2 separate regions of the Homo sapiens genome follow, and region 1 is linked to region 2. A link is an interaction called in ENCODE POLR2A ChIA-PET data of the cell type or tissue named here. Cell type or tissue: CD4-positive, alpha-beta T cell. All regions are shown on one strand. Links, peaks and the distances in the headings refer to the core of each region. The heading gives the core; the rest is flanking DNA.

Region 1 (6,320 bases), core at 1,432-3,931, 66 kb before region 2:
TGAGGATCTACTATGGATTGGGTACCATATTAGATGCTGGGGGATTCTGTGAACAAGACACAGTTCCAGCTATCAAGGGCACTCATTCTTTCTGAATACTTCCTTAACTCTGCCTACTCTAGGATAACAAACTGGGAAGATGCTCAGGCAGGCACCCTTGAGGATCGGGTGGAAAACAAGTGGTCTAGCAGGGAGAGCTCATATCCTGTTCTGAGCAGGATAAAGTGCTGAAAGGACTGTGGACTTTGGAGCGAAAGCTAGGTTGGAAGCTGGGCTTCATCACTTATGACTTAATTTTGGGAAATGTAGTTAGCATTAGATGTTCAACGTTCTTCATCTATAAAATGACAGCTATGAAGGACATAAGCTTGACAAGAACAGAGACTTGGTCTACTTTGTTCATTACTCTTTCTCCAGCACATTCTACACAGCAGGCACTCAATATTTACTTATACATTTCTATCTGCTTATTTGCTTTATTACATAATTATTTTTGTTTGTTTATTTATTTACTTATTTTTAGACAGAGTCTCGCTCTGTTGCCCAGGCTGGAGTGCAATGGTGTGATCTTGGCTCACTGCAACCTCCGCCTCCCGGGTTCAAGCGATTCTCCTGCCTCAGCAACCTGAGTAGCTGGGATTACAGGCCACCACGCCCGGCTATTTTTTTTTTTTTTTTTTTTTGTATTTTTAGTACAGACGGGGTTTTACCATGTTGATCAGGCTGGTCTTGAACTCCTGACCTTGTGATCGGCCCGCCTCGGCCTCCCAAAATGCTGGGATTACAGGCGTGAGTCACCGCGCCTGGCTATTTATGTTTATTTTAATGGGAATTTTCTGACATGAATTATTATGACTGAAAAAACAGGTACCCAGTAAATGCTTGCCCCTTTTGCTTTTCACCCCACTCCCAGCACTCTGCATGCACTCTGCACTCTATGCGGGAAAGTCCCTGTTACTCCTGGGGAGGGACTGGGGGCTGCTGTAGACATCCCTATGAAAAGCCTGTCCGTTTCTCATCACAGTTACCTTTGTTAGGCTGCCGTCTTCCTGGCATAGCTGACACAACTGTGGCTTTTCAGAGAGCAGCAGCTGATCCTAAACCACACAGGGAGCTGGTTAGTTTTTCTTAGTGCCAGAAATATTAGTACTTTCAGAATATGCATTTTTTACCTACAATATTAATATAATCACACTATAGACTATCTGGAAACTAAACCAATTATAAATAGGTAGTCCTACCACCATAATACAACTCGGATAATCCTATCATTATGCTTCCAGCTCTTAATTTTTATAATAACATGATTTCTAAAAAGAAAATTCAAACACATGCAAGTATAGAGTAAAAAGTTTTAACACTATCCCATTCCTCTTGTTCACTCTACCATCAAGAATGGAAAGCACTGGGGACTGGGCCTGGTGGCTCACGCCTGTAATGCCAGCACTTTGGGAGGCCAAGGCAGGTAGATCACTTGAGGTCAGGAGTTCAAGACCAGCCTGGCCAACATGGCAAAACTCCATCTCTACCAAAAATATATATATTAAAAAAAAAAAAAGTTGGACATGGTGGTGGGCGCCTGTAATCCCAGCTACTCGGGAGGCTGAGGCAGGGGAATCACTTGAACCTGGGAGGCGGAGGTTGCAGTGAGCTGAGATTGTGCCACAACACTCCACCCTGGGTGACAGAGTGAGACTCTGTCTCAAAAAAAAAAGGAAAAAAAGAATGGCAAGCATAGGGCATGGAAGCTCACACCTGTAATCCCAGCACTTTGGGAGGCCAAGGCGGGAAGATCACTTGAGCCCAGGAGTTTGAGACCAGCCTGGGCAACACGGTGAAACCTAATCTCTGCAGCCCTAGCTACTCGGGAGGCAGAAGTGGGAGGACTGCCTAAGCTCGGGAAGTTGAGGCTTCAGTGAGCTGAGATCGTCCACTGCACCCCAGCTTGGGCAATGTGAGTAAGACCTTATCTCCATTTAAAAAAAAAAAAAGGAAAGCAGTAGGACTTATTTTATTTTATAACCTAAGAGGTAAATGACAGGGTGACTCAGACACAGTAGCATTCACTGTCTTTCTCATGGGCTTATCATATACTATTAGATTAACAAAGTGTTTTACAATCATTTATGTTAGCTTATTTCTAAGTGATCAAAACATCTTTTTTCTCTCCATTTTATGTAAGGAAAAACTAGAGGAAAGGGACATAAAGTGAGCTCTCCTAGATCTTATGTCAGGGATAATTTAAAATAGGTGAGAACTGATGTTTACTTAGTAAACTGCTCAAAGCTGTGCTACTTCCTGTGTGAGCTTCAGGCAATACATATTTGTTCAGGGTATTGTTAGAAGGATGGCACACTGTATTCACTCATCTTCCGCCCATGCTACCTTATTTGCTGGCTAGGCACGGTACAACCAACTTCATAATTCATACAAGATGTTTTGAAACAGGAGGCTCTGTTACCTGTTCATCCATAGGGTGGGGTTGCAGCCTACAATGGAGAAGTAAAAAATTGTGACAAATAGGAACTTCATGTATTTTCATTTATATCATTTCAATAAAAAGCTCAGAATACAAACATTTTTTTCAAACAAGAAATACTGTAGGTCTTTTATATTACTTAGAACAACATAATTATTAATTTTGACCTCCAAGGAGAGGAAACTTTGCTTCTTAAAATGAATCACTAGAATCTGACCCTTGACTTATTATATAAGGGTTCCCATTTAAAAATAGATTTGAAGTTATATTTTACATTCCTTTTTGCTATCAAAATAGTTAGCATTTATGTTTCCCAATGTGTAAAACTCCAATGGTTCACTGGCCATATATTTTAGTAGCTTTTTTTCTATTTGATATTATGGAAATCTATCCATTATCCATTATCACATGTTGTGTATCAGTCCCAAATATTCTTAAGATGTGAGCTTTAGCAAATTAACCCAAGAAGGGGAAATGAATGAGACTGTCACCAGAAAACCCATTCAGGTTGAAATATTTCTTCATGAGGGACTAAGCTGAGCTAACTCCGATGTTCCAGCATGGACTAGAGCCTAAATGAGAGGTGAAGCAAAGCCCGCTCTCGGTTACAGGGAAAATGCACTACAGATTGCAATGGTTCTTATTCTTTTCACTTGAGTAGCAGTGTGACCACCAGACATACACCATGGGGTGACCAGGTTTTCCGATGTTCCTTGCCATCATAATCCCAGGAAGCCTGGTATGTCTAACGATTGCAGCTATGGCCAGAATAAGTCCTGGAAGTTGCTAATAGGTAGTGCAGAGCCAAAGGACTTAAAAACAGTAGACATGATAAACAGAGGCAACTTGGATAAGTCACCCAGCCTCTCTGCTTCTCAGTTTTCTCATCTGTAAAGTTGCATTAGGTACTTTTGTAAGGAATACTGAATCATAAGGAGATAATAAATGTGAAACAAATTCTAAGTTGCAGAGCACAATTCAGATATAAGGAAGCACTGTTCCATATTCTCAGGACCTAAATCAGAAGTTGGCATTTAAGACACTCCTGGTTGCTCAAGTAAATGATTTGATTTTAGTTTGGAACGAGGCTGACCCTGAAAGGCACCTGGAAGCCCAGGTTAATTTTATGGCCCTTCTAGTTCCCTTCTCTTTGCTTATGCCATTCTGTAATGTGAGATGGGTGATAGTTTAAAGTTAGCTCTGGATCAAACCATGCTCTTTGGGAGCAAGGCCAGAAAGGGACATTTAGGCCAAGCACCTGCATAATTAGCTTACTATTGGACTGTGTGTTTTCTCTTCTCCAGCAGCTACTTTTGCTCCAGATGACACACTACCTCATTCTTAAGGTGACGAAGCCTGGCTAGGGACAGCTGTATAGTTCTCTCAAAACCTCACTGTGGTATCATTCCTCATCACTAACCTCTTCCTCCACCTTTTAAAGTAGACCTTTATGTTTAGAGCAGTTAGGTTCACAGTCAAATTGAGTAGAAAGTACAGAGACTTCCCACATGCTTCCTGCCCCATCCCTGGCCTCTTTGTCAACATGCTGCACCAGAGTGGTACATTTGTTACAACTGATGAGCCTACACTGACACAACATCATCACCCAGAGTCTATAGTTTACATTAAGGTTCACTCTTGGTGGTGTCTAGTCTATAGTGTGGTCAAATGTATAATGACATGTATCCACCATCATAGTATCATACAGAGTAGTCCACTGCCCTAAAAATCCTCTGTGCTCCACCGGTTCGTTCCTTCCTTCTCTTACCACTGGCAACCACTGATTTTTTTTTTTTTTTTTTGTCTCCATAGTTTTGTCTTTTCCAGAATGTCATGTAACTGGACCTCCTTCACTTTTTAATGCAGTGGCACTATGTAATATTTAATTATATTTCTAACCTGCTAAAATAACTATAAAAAGTCAGCTTCCTTGAAACTATCCTATGCTCTTCATCATGAGCAAATCAGACAGAGTTAGGATAAAGGAATGAAGTTAAGCTGTTTGAGATTCTCAAGATAAAGGAAAAATGAGAGATGAGACATAAGAGAAATCAGAGTACTTATTTGAACTTTTTTTTTTATTTGAGACAGAGTCTCACTGTATTGCCCAGGCTGGAGTGCAGTGGCGCTATCTTGGCTCACTGCAACCTCTGCCTCCTGAGTTCAAGTGATTCTCCTGCCTCGGCCTCCCAAGTAGTTGGGATTACAGGCAGGTACCACCAGACCCGACTAATTTTGTATCGTTAGTAGAGACCGGGTTTCACCATGTTGGCAGGCTGGTCTCGAACTTCTAATCTCAGGTGATCCACCTGCCTCGGCCTCCCAAAGTACTGGGATTACAGGCGTGAGCCACTGCGCCCAGCCACTTATTTGAAATTTAGCACAGAGGTAGAAACAAGTCATACTCAAATATATTTAAGAAGTTAAGAAATGCTATGTATGACTTATACTTTATTTTCCTGGGATACCAATTCAGTAAAGGTGGGAAATAACCTCTTAAGTGATAATCTGAGCTTGGGAATTAATCAGGGAAGAGAGGACAGCCTGATCATCCTTCTTTCCTCTGAAATGGCCTAATGGGTTTGGTTTAATACATGTTATACGTTTTATTATTAACTTCCACTTCAAATGTCTTCCTGGCATATTAATATTATAAGTCAGTGTCTGGTCGGTGTCAATGCCAATGTATATAAAGAACTCCCTCCTTCCCACCACCCCAGAATAACTTTACATCTTAGTTAATACTTGATTAACAAACACCTGTGGCTTTCTTCCAGGGGCTTTTTTAGTTTAACATTTTCCTCTTGCATTTTGTGCTTCCCATCCTGCCAAAAGAAAACAGCCCAATTTATTAATTATTCAGAATGCTAAATAATGATATTGCAAATATTTTCTTCTGCAATGCCTTAGTTTGGGTATAAAGCTAAGTAGCTTTTTTTATTAGGGAAGGGATCTAACTTTCAAGCTATGTTTCCTCATTCTTTGCTCTAAGTAGTTTCTTAATTATTCTGACAGTTTGTGACAAATGATTTTCAAAGTAATATTTTAATTCTTGAGATTCAAATAAAATTCAGAATGTATTCTACTTACTTGCAAAGTTGGCTCCAGATATCAGTTACTTCTTAGGGGAAGTATAATTTTTTTTTTCTTTTCCCCAGACTGAGCTCTGAAAAACTGGTAAAACCAAGGATGGCCATATACAGCAGACTATAATCCTCTGGACGTTCAATCAAGTTGATGCCCCAGTGCCACAATATTTTTCTTTCTTTTTGGAGACAGAGTCTCGCTCTGTCGCCCAGGCTGGAGTGCACTGGTGCCATCTCGTCTCACTGCAGCCTCTGCCTCCCGGGTTCAAGCGATTCTTGTGTCTCAGCCTCCTGAGTAGCTGGGATTATAGGCGTGCATCACCGTGCCTGGCTTATTTTTGTATTTTTACTAGAGACGAGGTTTCACCATGTTGGCCAGGCTGGTCTCGAACTCTTCACCTTAAGTGATCCACTTGGATTCAAGTGATTCTTGTGCCTCAGCCTCCAGAGTAGCTGGGATTACAGGCACACGCCACCATGCCCAGCTAATTTTTGTATTTTTAGTAGAGATGGGGTTTCACCACGTTGGCCAGGCTGGTCTCGAAGTCCTGACCTCAAATTATCCACCCGTCTCGGCCTCCCAAAGTGCTGGGAGTACAGGCGTGAGCCATCGCACCCGGCCCAGTGCCACCATCTCTATAGCCTGTTCAACTCAAGGAATTTTCTACTTGGCAGGACAGATGTAAAGTTTCAAACTGCATTTCTTTTTTCTTTTCTCTTTTTTTTTTTTTTTTTGAGACGGAGTCTTGCTCTGT
Region 2 (6,120 bases), core at 76-2,575:
AAAGAGGAATTAATATTAGTGACATAAGTGAAGATAAAACAGATTCTTAGGTGAGCAGCTAGGTGACACTAGAACGCTAAGGAGGGCTGAGCCTGATGGGGGGTGAGCGGATGAGGAAAGAAAGCCCTGACCAGTAGACCCTTTGCTCTCATGCTGGAATGGCTATGCTGGCAGAGATAATGTCTCTAAGATACTTTAGCTGGGAAGCTGCTGTCCACAGGACTGGACACTGTGGGATTCTCAGACAAAATGTAGTACATCTCACATACACTCTTAGTTTTATATCTGTATAAGAAAGAAAAAGGAAATCCCAGCATGCAGCTTTTTCATCCCAAAAAGCAAATTCTAGCAATCTTAGAAAAACATGCAGTTTCTCATTGCACAATTAACAGTAAAAACTCTCTTTTGCTTAGGACACTACTGTTAGCTTAAAAAAAAAAAGTAGAGAAAGTAATATCATGAGGTTTTCAGCTGCTGAACCAACTGTCTTGAAAACCACAACTGTATCTTTTGGAAACTTCAGATGTTAATACAGCATGAGAAAAACGCAACCAACTGCAAGCAGGAAAGACAAAACCAAGCTTTGATGAGTAGCTAATATGAAAGTTTATGATACCATGCTATTCAAAATTTGTTTTAATTGTTTAAAGTAGTTTGGCAATGTGTATAAAAATTAAAAACTAAAAATTGGTTAAATATTCAAGTTATACACATAACAATTTTTCTAAAACTGTCTTGGGTAGAAAAATTTAGAAACAACCTAAATGCCTGTAATAAAGAAATAGTCAAAGAAATTATGGCACATCCAGGCCAGGCGCAGTGGCTCACGCCTGTAATACCAGCACTTTGGGAGGCCAGGGTGGGTGGATCACCTGAGGTCAGGAGTTTGAGACTAGCCTGGCCAACATGGTGAAACCCTGTCTCTACTGAAAATACAAAAATTAGCCGGACATGGTCGAAAGCGCCTGTAATCCCAGCTACTTGGGAGGCTGAGGCAAGAGAATCACTTGAACCCGGGAGGCAGAGGTTGCAGTGAGCTGAGACCATGCCATTGCACTCCAGCCCAGACAATAAGAGCAAAACTCCGTCTCAGAAAAAAAAAAGAAAAGAAAAGAAATTATAGCACATCCAATAACTGAAGACATTAAACAAAATGACAAAAATTTCAATTTACCCATATGGAAAAATATTGCAGAGGAAAAAAGGCAGGTCACACAGCACAGGTGTGGTATGATCTTACATGTATAAAATTTTGAGTTTGCAAGTGAACCTTCAGTGTATACATTGAAAAAGTGTATACATTGAAAAAGAGAATCTGATACTAAATCTTAACAGTGGTTATCCCTAGGTATTTGAAATGTAGGTGCATTCTATTATTTTGCATTTTTATACTTTTCTGTATCTTGTGACTTACAATGCAAATATATCACCTCTATAACTAAAGTTGTTTTCATTAAAAATATCTGTACATAATAATGCTAAAGACATTTCTTTCTTTCCTTTTCTTTTCTTTTTTTTTTTTTTTTTGAGACAGGGTCTGAACTCTGCCACCCAGTGGAGCACTGTGGCGCAATCACAGCTCACAGCAGCCTTGACCTGCTGAGCTCAAGTAATCTTCCCATCCTCCCACGTCAGCCTCCTGAGTAGCTGGGACCACAGGCATGCACCACCACACCCAGCTAATTTTTTTTGAGATGAAGTTTTGCTCTTGTTGCCCAGGCTGGAGTGCAGTGATGTGATCTCATCTCACTGCAACCTCCACCTCCTGGATTCAAGCAATTCTCCTGCCTCAGCCTCCTGAGTAGCTGAGATTGCAAGTATCCGCCACCATGCCCGGCTAATATTTTGTAGTTTTAGTAGAGACAGGGTTTCACCAGGTTGGCCAGGCTGGTCTCGAACTCCTGACCTCAGGTGATCCACCCGCCTCGACCTCTGAAAGTGCTGGGATTACAGACATGAGCCACAGTGCCCAGCAGCACCCAGCTAATTTTTATTTTTTTTTGTAGATATAGGGTTTTGCCATGTTGCCCAGGCTGGCCTTGAACTCCTGAGCTCAAGCAATCCGCCTGCCTTGGCCTCCCAAAATGTTGGGATTACAGGTGTGAGCCACCACGCCCAGCCAATATTTTCTTTGAAAACACTATTTTCAACACACTGACATACAATTTTGAGAATATTTAATTATGATGAAAAATATATAATTACTTAGCAGCCATTTGGGAAGAAGTCTTTTTCACTGTTCCTCTACACATGTATTTCTAAGCTCATCAAATCCTTCTATTTGTTCTCTGGAAAAGCTCAAATACCAAAAATTGCAAAGGAACAGATTTTAGTATTTACAGCCCTGTACTCAAAAGCACTTCATAGTAGTCACAGTTGACTGGTGGGGACTAGAGGAACCACAATGAAAAAACATGCCCAATTATATACTCTCCACCTCCCCCTCAGGAGGGGCACCATCAAAAAAGCAAAACACAGAACAGCTACTGAAGAGTACAGAATATGGTGGATGTTCTCAGACGACAGCACTTGCTCTTTCCAACCAGATCTTGGTTGGTACTCAGGCTTGGGAATCTGACAACGTGAATTCCGTTCTGAGCTCTATCACTGAGTGGCAATTATCTTCTCTGGCACAGCATTTCTTTTTGGAAAATGATTCATATTTCAGTGATTAGTTTAGGACAAATGACTCTTGGGTGTCAGAAGCTGATAACCCAAAGAAGAGTTAATGTGAGTTCTGTTATGAAGGGCACAAATTAAAGATTCAAGTAGAAGCTCTGTTTCACGAAAGGTCCAGAAAAGGCTCACCAATAGAAGAAAATACTGTAAGGCACTGTGGTTAATGACAGTGCACTGAAGCCAACGCTAGTGCAAGAGTATCAAAGAGACAGGAAGAAACTGAAAGTAGTCCTGAAACAGGAAGGAAAAGCTGATTTTATGCAGAGTATGTTACGGTCAGATCAGAGGCAGCATGCACCTCTTTCGTGGTTTAGATAGGAACTGGCATACAAGTACAGAGCTACTGATATTTCTCACCCAGATTTAGAATTTTACAAAATCCTGGAAGCTAAGTGGGTAAAACTTACCTTGAAAGGGTGACTAGCCAGGTTATTTTCAGGGCAGAGCAACAAGAAGGGATGAACCGTGTCCAGAAAACTTTGTCCCATAGGCTTCTGAGACTGTATTAAAAGCTACAACCTTCTCACTTTGAGAAGTTCACTGAGACTGCCTTCTGAACACATAATCACAGCTCAGAGAACCTGACAGTGTAAATCTAAGGCTGACTGCACTGGTGGCAACAAATGTTTCTGTAATCTCACCAAGGGCCAATTACAAAAGGGGGTGTGCCACAGTGAAAGCAAAGAACAATAACACAATTCTGTGAAAAAGAGAATCCCAATGACTCAGGTTTTATTTTCCAAACACTTAGGAAAGGAATAAATCAAATGCTGTAAATGCTTCTAAATCTAGACACTGTGGGCCACCCCATACACTGCAAACAGCATTTAAACAGCTATGAAAACAGAGCATGCCAGTAAATAAACACAGGTCTGTGTTTGAAAAAAACCCAAAATAAAATGCCTAATAGAAATATTAAAAAATTATAATGGAAATTGAATCTAAAGCAGTAGCTCTGCTGTGAGGCAAATGTTCCCACTCACAGATGTGTGAAACTGTCATAGAAGGTACTGATATATAATACAAATATCTGTTGGATGGATGATTGCACACCCGTTAATTTTCATAAAGATTTTTCCTTTGAAAAAGGAACATTTGTTTTCATATTAGAGTAATATGTCCTCTTGTAGAATATTTGGGAGATATAAAGAAATATAAAGAATATTATAAAAATCACCCATAATTCCACTATCCAGAGATAATCAATTTTTATATTTTTGATACATTTCCTTTTACTTGTGTTTATGTATACCTATACTTAAAAAAATTGTGACTATAGTAAATATGCAGCTTAAGAGACAGCTTTTAAAGTTATATCCAAACATTACCCTACACATCAAATATTGTTCCACAATAATTTTTAGTGTAAGGTGTTCTACAACTTATTGAATAATTTTCCTCTTAGGCTATTTAAGTTGCTCTCAAGAGTGTGTTACAGGAAGTCAGAATACCGTGATAAATATACAGTACATACATAAACTTTTTGTTTGTATCTCTTATTATTTCCTTAGGATAGGTGTCTGGTACAATTACTGAGAATTAATTTTTTAAGGTCCTTGATTCACAATGATAAAATGATTTCTATAAAGGATGTACCAATGCACATTCCCACTAGCAGAGGCCCCAAGTCGTCCCATATTTTTATCAATACTACGTATTATTAAGATATATTTAAACAACAAATTATTACATTATTCTAAACTTATATTTTCCAAATAATATACAGTCGGTCCAGAATATGAGATAAACAATTAAAAATAAAGAAAACATTAGAAACCATAAATTAAATTGTGTGTAATGGAGGAAGACAAAATCCATTTTTCTTTCTTTCTTTCTCTCTCTCTCTCTCTCTCTCTCTCTCTCCCTCCCTCCCTCCCTCCCTCTCTCTCTCTCTCTCTCTCTCTCCTCTCTCTCTCTCTCTCTCTCTTTCTTTTGAAATGGAGTCTCACTCTGTTGCCCAGGTTAGAGTGCAGTGGCGCGATCTTGGCTCACTGCAACCTCCGCCTCCCGAGTTCAAGTGATTCTCCTGCCTCGGCCTCCCACATAGCTGGGATTACAGGCGCCCGCCACTGCACCTGGCTTTTTATTTTTTTTAATACTTTAAGTTCCGGAGTACATGTGCAAAACGTGCAGGTTTGTTACATAGGTATACATGTGCCATGTTGGTTTGCTGCACCCATCAACTCGTCATTTATATTAGGTATTTCTCCTAATGCTATCCCTCCCCCCAGCCCCCTACCCACCGACAGGTCCCCAGTGTGTGATGTTCCCTTCCCTGTATCCATGTGTTCTCATTGTTTGACTCCCACTTATGAGTGAGAACATGCGGTGTTTGGTTTTTTGTCCTTGTGATAGCTTGCTCAGAATGATGGTTTCCAGCTTCATCCATGTCCTTGCAAAGGACATGAACACATCCTGTTTTATGGCTGCATAGTATTCCATGGTGTATATGTGCCACATTTTCTTTATCCAGTGTATTATTGATGGATATCTGGGTTGGTTCCAAGTCTTTGCTACTATGAATAGTGCCGCAATAAACATACGTGTGCATGTGTCTTTACAGTAACATGCAAATCCTTTCTTTTAAAATGATTTTATGGAGTAATAGGGAATCACTGAGTTCACCAGAAGTTTGTTGGATATCTACGATAAATAGTACACAGTACCATGGGGCCTTCTGAAGAACGCCAAAGAAAAGGTTTGCCCTGAAGAACTTTCTATATAATTTCAGAAATAAGGAATCCCATGAATTAAATAACTGGGGAATGATTTCTAGCATATTCAAACAAATGTCCCAGATGCTAACCAGTGATTCAGGACATGAAAGGTGTGAGATCTGTTAGAGAAGGACTTGTAGATGAAGGGAGTCAGGGGTCCATTACCCTTCCTGATATAACACGGGCATGAAGAATCACAAGTCAGAATAGTAAAACAAAAAGAATAATCAGGATTTTACTGAAGCACAGTCTGACTGGAACAGGTAAGTATGTTGAAAAGGAGTTTGAAAAAACATTGAAAAAATCATCCAAAGAAGGGCATGAGAATGCTTGGCTAAAAGAATAATGATTACCTGTAGCTACTATTTCAAACAATCCATAATCGTGAACATTACTGCTATCACAAACTGCTTTTCAGGCTAAGTGCGGTGGCTCATGCCTGTAATCCCAGTACTTTCAGAGGCTGAGGCGGGTGATCGCTTGAGCCCAAGAGTTCAAGACCAGCCTGGCCAACATGGCAAAACCCTGTCTGCACTAAAAATACAAAAATTAGCCGGGCATGGTGGTGCACATTTATAGTCCCAGCTACTCAGGAGGCTGAGGCAGGAGAATCACTTGAACCTGGGAGGCAGAGGTTGCAGTGAGCCGAGACTGCGCCACTGCACTCCAGACTGGGCAACAGAACGAAACTCTGTCTCAAAACAAAAACAAAACAAAACTGCTT

What was found. Peaks named below come from ENCODE experiments on the same cell type or tissue, not always from the same donor. Only the 100,000 strongest peaks of a DNase experiment are listed, where the experiment ranks them.
Region 1: POLR2A ChIA-PET joins it to region 2 with 12 read pairs; 9 of 35 experiments call an interaction of 5 or more read pairs at or near these places.

Annotation. Positions count from the first base shown.
Region 1 is chr4:70,799,125-70,805,444 of GRCh38, reverse strand. It overlaps RUFY3 (RUN and FYVE domain containing 3), which reads right to left. Exons shown (of 18, transcript NM_001037442.4): 15 at 5,240-5,304; 16 at 2,462-2,489; 17 at 1,029-1,097. Among named protein-coding and RNA genes, the nearest start is that of GRSF1, 38 kb to the left of the region's middle. In CD4-positive, alpha-beta T cell, for the core only: no CTCF peak of the experiment used is centred there; no DNase peak of the experiment used is centred there.
Region 2 is chr4:70,731,560-70,737,679 of GRCh38, reverse strand. All of the region lies in intron 1 of RUFY3 (RUN and FYVE domain containing 3), which reads right to left. Among named protein-coding and RNA genes, the nearest start is that of RUFY3, 13 kb to the right of the region's middle. RefSeq lists an enhancer at 6,013-6,120. In CD4-positive, alpha-beta T cell, for the core only: CTCF peaks have their summits at 131, 1,392 and 1,593 (motif pointing left); DNase peaks (open chromatin) are centred at 509 and 1,579; H3K4me3 peaks cover 309 bases; H3K27ac peaks cover 1,014 bases.